Linked DNA regions of Homo sapiens: region 2 is linked to region 1. A link is a loop called in an ENCODE intact Hi-C map of the cell type or tissue named here. Cell type or tissue: dorsolateral prefrontal cortex. All regions are shown on one strand. Links, peaks and the distances in the headings refer to the core of each region. The heading gives the core; the rest is flanking DNA. Region 1 overlaps SIPA1L1-AS1 (SIPA1L1 antisense RNA 1). Region 2 overlaps LOC105370706.

Region 1 (2,912 bases), core at 216-2,715:
ATTCCACTGCCAACAAGAACAGCAGGTATGGGCTGGCCATGCCAGAAGCAATGATCAAGATCCACTCTAGCAGCGCCAGTCACAGCCAGTACCAGATAACAGGAGGTGTCTGTGAAAATTGCTCAGAAGTCTTTATCCCTCTCCATCCTACGAGTGAGTTATGGTCACCCTTGATATTTCAGATGGGGTTGTAGAACGGGGTGTGTTAGGGACAGAAGAGGGGAGAAGAAGGTAGAGATCATCCTAAGAAGAGTAAAACAAACGGGAAGGGAGAGAGGTTCAGCAACTCTGAGCAAAAGTCTAGACCTCAGATTCTTGACCAAGAGCAAACAGACCCCTCAAAGATTCCTGACCAGAAGCAAAATGACTCTTGAAAGAGGATAACACATCAACACACAAACTTTTAGTCTGGAGGGATGGCCTCTTAGCCTTCTCCTTTTGTATTTAAAGAAAGAGAAGTCCAATTAGCCAGGTGGGTGGTGCGCACCTGTAATCCCAGCTACTTGTGAAGTTGAGGCTGGAGAATTCACTTGAAACCGGGAGGCGGAGGCTGAAGTAAGCTGAGATCGCGCCACTGCACTCCAGCCTGGGCAACAGAGTGAGACTAGTCTAAAAAAAAAAGAAAGAAAGAGAAGTGAGAAGTCTAGAAAATTAAATAATTTATATGACTCAGCTAAGTAAAGATAGAGTCTGAATTAGAGCACAGAATTGAATTCAAGCCGGGCTTGAAGTCTAGTAGATTTTCCTCTACAACACTTGGTGCTATTTTCTTTGTGTAGCTATAGGATAAGTAAAAAATTACATGGAGTGGCCTTGGCCATTTCTCATACTTGCATAGATATACTCATCACTTTTCCCCACGTGAAAAGAACAAATAAAATTCCTTTAAAAGGCTTTTAAAAACTTCATCTCTGGAAAGGTATTTGTATAAATCTAGGATGAGTGCTGAGCTGCTGAAGGTCCTAAATATCTCTGAACTATCAGCATATTCATGCTTGTCCTCTTCTCCCTTAAATAAAGGCTGTGATGACTTTAATATTCCAGTCGTTCTCCTTGGCATGCCCGCAAACAAAAACCCTCATTACACATGTTTCTTGTACTCAAGAACATGCAAAGCGTGATTTCTCCTGCGGAATCTCACTGCGCACTCCTTGGATGCCACAAGGCAGCTGTAGCTCACGCGCCCCTGCAGCTCCTGGGTTCGTGTGAATGTCGCCTCCACTCTGGCTGGCAATGGAACAAGCCAGATGGTCTTGGGAGGCCTCAGCCCACCGCTTCCAAGTCATGAGCAAGCCTCTTTTCATTTCTAGGGATTTTAAAAAGACAAGAGAGTAGAGAGAGGACTTTTAAAATTCACCTTCCTTCCTTGACACCTTCTCTACTGTGAAATCTGATGAAAGGAATAAAGGGGAAAGGGCTGTTTGGAAGGGAACTTCCGGCTCCTAAGAGAATATTGAAGTTATTTTAAATGGTTCAAAGGGCTCCCTAAAAGGAAATATTAATAGTAGGATGAATAAAAAATCTTGAAATGGTTCAGATACAATTAAAAAATATATATATATATGTAACTGAGGTGGTTGCAGTGGCTCATGCCTGTAATCCCAGCACTTTGGGAGGCCGAGGTGAGTGGATCACCTGAGGTCAGGAGTTCGAGACCAGCCTGGCAAACATGGTGAGACCTGTCTCTATTAAAAATACAAAAATTAGCCAGGCATGGTGGTATGCACCTGTAATCCCAGTTACTTGGGAGGCTGAGGAAGGAGAATTGCTTGAACCCGGGAGCTGAGATTGAGCCACTGCACTCCAGCCTGGGTGATAGAGCAAACTCTGTCTCAAAAAAAAAAAAAAATATATATATATATATAAATATTATAACTGTAATAGCTTGTGTTGATGTCTATAGTATAGAGGAAAAGGTCAAAAGTATTGGTGGGCCAGAACTTTTCATCCTTTTTGGGATTTTTATTTCATTTTATTTTATCCATGTTTATAAGAAAATTGCCTGAAAACCCAGGAAAGGCATGAGTAGCTCAATGGAAAATGTTTCAGAAGAAAATGCCTATGACAAGGAAAGAAAGTTTGTGAGGGTGCATTTTAATTAAAATGTTATCTAGGCAGGCGCGGTGGCTCACGCCTGTAATCCTAGCACTTTGGGAGGCTGAGGCGGGCAGATCACTTGAGGTCAGGAGTTCGAGACCAGCCTGACCAACATGGAGAAACCCCATCTCTACTAAAAATGCAAAAACAAACAAACAAACAAACAAACAAAAAAATTAGCCAGGCATGGTGACAGGCGTCTGTAATCCAAGCTACTTTGGAGGCTGACGCAGAAGAATCACTTGAATCCAGGAGGCGGAGGTTGCAGTGAGCTGAGTTTGTACTACTGCAATCCAGCCTGGGCAACAAGAGTGAAACTCCTTCTCAAAAAAAAAAAAAAAATTATCTAAATGCATCACATTAGCAATTATAAGCTACTGCTTGCCAAATTTATGTTTGCAGTTCTAATCTCTTCTCCAACCCATGGATTTCTAAATCTCATGCTTCTAATATTCTGTGCATCATAAACGCAAATTTGAATGTTTCCACCCTTGCTGAAAATCCTTCAATGGCTCCCTATTGCCTACAGAATAAAGCCCAAGTCCTGAATATATCACACAAGGCCCTTGTGACTTGTCCTCATTCTCTCTAGCTGACATTGGTGCATAAGACCTGGATTGCCTCTACCCTATACCCCTATAACTTCACGGCTCAGAAGGCTCACAAAGGCTTCCTAATATCAAGGTGCTTTCTGAGCCAGAAAGCCAGGTAAGGGATTTTCCACTCCATCAGAATGGGAGCCCTGATTCTGCTTTGCTGTTAAACTTCATTCTTTCATTGCACATTTATGGAGTGCCTATTTTTGTCAGGAACTG
Region 2 (2,912 bases), core at 280-2,779, 94 kb before region 1:
AAGCTCAAATGGTCAGCCCAGCGTTCATGGCTGGAATGGAGGAAAGAGGCACCCTTTTTCCATGGGGTGAGGCCAGAGATTTGGGTTAGGGGTGGGGAAGTGAAGGGCATTGTGTGGGGAGTGGGTGCCTGAGAATGAAACCAAACAGGGAGGTCAAGGGAACAGCACAGCCTTGGCTCAATCCACTATGTCAGCCAAGAAACCTGCTGTGCTTAAACCGGATTAGGTTTTCAGTGCTTATAACTAAATGAGCTCTTCATTTGAATACAACTGCTGATGGTCCTCCCATTAGAAAAGAGAACAAAAGGGGCCGGGCGCGGTAGCTCCCACCTGTAATGCCAGCACTTTGGGAGGCCGAGGCAGGTGGATCATGAGGTCCGGAGATCGAGACTATCCTAACATGGTGAAACCCCGTCTCTAATAAAAATACAAAAAATTAGCCAGGCGTGGTGGCAGGCACCTGTAGTCCCAGCCACTCGGGAGGCTGAGGGAGGAGAATGGTGTGAACCCAGGAGGCAGAGCTTGCAGTGAGCTGAGATAGCGCCACTGCACTCCAGCCTGGGTGACAGAACGAGACTCCGAGATTCCGTCTCAAAAAAAAAAAAAGAAAAGAGAACAAAAGGGAGGAACAAGCCCTGTGCCACTGAGTGACATTACCATGGTGGCAACTTTGAAGGGTCCCCGTTTCATGCCTTTCTCTTTTCTCCTCCAAGAGCATTCGCCACCCAGGCAATACTCCTTTGAGAGGCAGCCTGTGAATCCCAACAACCAGGGAGCGCGCCACTTTCTTCCCCACCCGCCCCCTTGCGTCATGAAGTCCGATGGTGGAGCAGAGGGCTGTGAGTTTTAGACTTTTCATTCCATAGACCAGAAAATTGCTGAAATTAGTAGACATTTGAAGTGGCTCTTCCTCAAGCCCAGAAAAGATTTCTGCTGTTGCTATGTTTAAAAGCCCAGCAGCAAGTTGTTTTGGCTTGTGTCTTATTGTTATATAATAAACATGATAAGCTCTGTAAGCTCTGAACATTGGTTGCAAGGATGAAAATAGAGGCCTCACAATAATATGAGCCCTGGAGATGCTTTGTAGAGGGCGGGGGGAAGATAATAGTTTTCTGTGAGTGTTCAAATAGCAATGTGTGTAGTAGATTCTAAATTGCTATGTAAATTCCCAAAGGAAACAGTAGGGGAAAAAAGAAGAAGGTTATAGATTAAAAGGAACAGGTTATATATTAATGCGAGGGAAAAATGTAATCAACAACCACATGAGAGCTATTTTTAATAAGACGGGACCCAGGAGAGGTGGACTGATCTATTGTAGAAAGGAGATAAGCTTTCTACGCTATGTAACAAATTACTATAAACCTAGCGGCTTAATGAAACACAAATTTGTGATCACCTAGGAGCTCAGAGCAGTCCCCAGTAACAGCCAGCAAGAAAGTGAGGCAGAAGTGCAGGTGTGGTGTGGCTGCGTTCTCTGCGTAGGGTCTCATAAGATTGGCATCAAAAATTTAGTTGCTTGTGGTTGTAGGACTGAGTTGCCCACCTCCTGCTGGCTGTTACTGGGGACTGCTCTGAGCTCCTGGAGGCCTCTCCTATTTTCTCATCCTGTAGCCCTCTTATAATGTAGCTATTGGTTCCTTCAAGAAAAATCCCTCTCATGCTTCCAATCTCTCTGACTTCTTTGATCTCTAACCTCTACACCCTCTTTTAAAGAGTTCACTTGATTAGGCCAGGCCCACCCACTCAAGGGATGGGGATTACACAGGTTGTGCACACTGGGTGAGGGAATCTTGGGGGTCACTTTAGAATTCTATTACAGCGATCAAACTTTTGTGCCAAAGCAGGGACCCAAAATGTGTAATTTTAATGCACTACATTATGGACTGAATGTTTGTGCCTTGCCTCACCCCAATTCATTTGTTGAAGTCCTAACTCCCAATGTGATGGTATTTGGAGGTGGGCCCTTTGGGAAGTAATTCGGTTTAGATGAGGTCATGAGGATGGGCCCCCATGATGGGATTAGTGTCTTATAAGAAAAGGAACAGAGACCACATACTCTTTCTCTCTCTTTCTCTCTGCCATGTGAGGAACACAGTGAGAAGGCAATCATCTGTAAAGCAGGAAGAGAGCCTTCCCCAGGAGTTGAATCTGCCAGCATCTTGATCTTGGACTTCCCAGCCTCCAGAACCACCAGAGAGAAATGCCTGTTGTCTGAACCACCGTATGTTACCCTGTTACAGCAGCCTGAGCTAAGATGATACTGGAGGCCCAGTTAATCTACCTCAACATGACCCTTTTGTAACACAGGCTGGACAAAGGCTGTGAAAACACTCAGTATCTAGAGTTTTCCAATGTGTGTGTCCTTCCCTATACACTTCATTTGCTTATCCCCTTATTCATTCAACAAAGGAGTTCCTTTTCTTTTCTTTTCTTTCCTTCCTTCCTTCCTTTCTTTCTTTTGACAGGGTTTCACCATGTTGGCCAGGCTGAGCTTAACTCCTGACCCCAAGTGATCCACCTGCCAAGGCCTCCCAAAGTGCTGGGATTACAGGCGTGAGCCACTGTGCCTGGCCAAGGAGCTCTTATTGTCATCTCTGCACTGTGCTTGACCCCAGAGCCAGGACTAGGCTGGGGCCAATGAGGCATTGAGCAGACAAAGTTTAAGGAGAAACTCACTTGCACAACCCTGAGAGTGAGTGCCACCTGGCATTGTCTGCCCTCCACCCCCTCCTGGCCCTTCCAGGCACAGAGGAAACAAAGATTTTTTTTTAAGCCACTTTCTTCCTCAAGACACCCACAGGTTAAGAGGTCAGAAACAGGGCATACCACACTGGCCTTTGGCACCTCAATTGCTCACTTCACAAGAGCACAAAATGTCCCCTAAGAAGAGCAGCTGAGTATAATGGAAAAAG

The links. Peaks named below come from ENCODE experiments on the same cell type or tissue, not always from the same donor. Only the 100,000 strongest peaks of a DNase experiment are listed, where the experiment ranks them.
Region 2: a loop joins it to region 1, with 2.5 times the contacts of the local background. A loop is called at or near these places in 3 of 110 quality-filtered maps.

What each region holds. Positions count from the first base shown.
Region 1 is chr14:71,310,071-71,312,982 of GRCh38, forward strand. All of the region lies in intron 1 of SIPA1L1-AS1 (SIPA1L1 antisense RNA 1), which reads right to left. Among named protein-coding and RNA genes, the nearest start is that of SIPA1L1, 8.9 kb to the right of the region's middle. In dorsolateral prefrontal cortex, for the core only: no CTCF peak of the experiment used is centred there; DNase peaks (open chromatin) are centred at 552 and 1,191; H3K27ac peaks cover 667 bases.
Region 2 is chr14:71,215,719-71,218,630 of GRCh38, forward strand. LOC105370706 reads right to left here. Exons shown (of 2, transcript XM_011537452.3): 2 at 599-1,156. The coding sequence ends at 599. Among named protein-coding and RNA genes, the nearest start is that of SIPA1L1, 100 kb to the right of the region's middle. In dorsolateral prefrontal cortex, for the core only: no CTCF peak of the experiment used is centred there; no DNase peak of the experiment used is centred there; H3K27ac peaks cover 564 bases.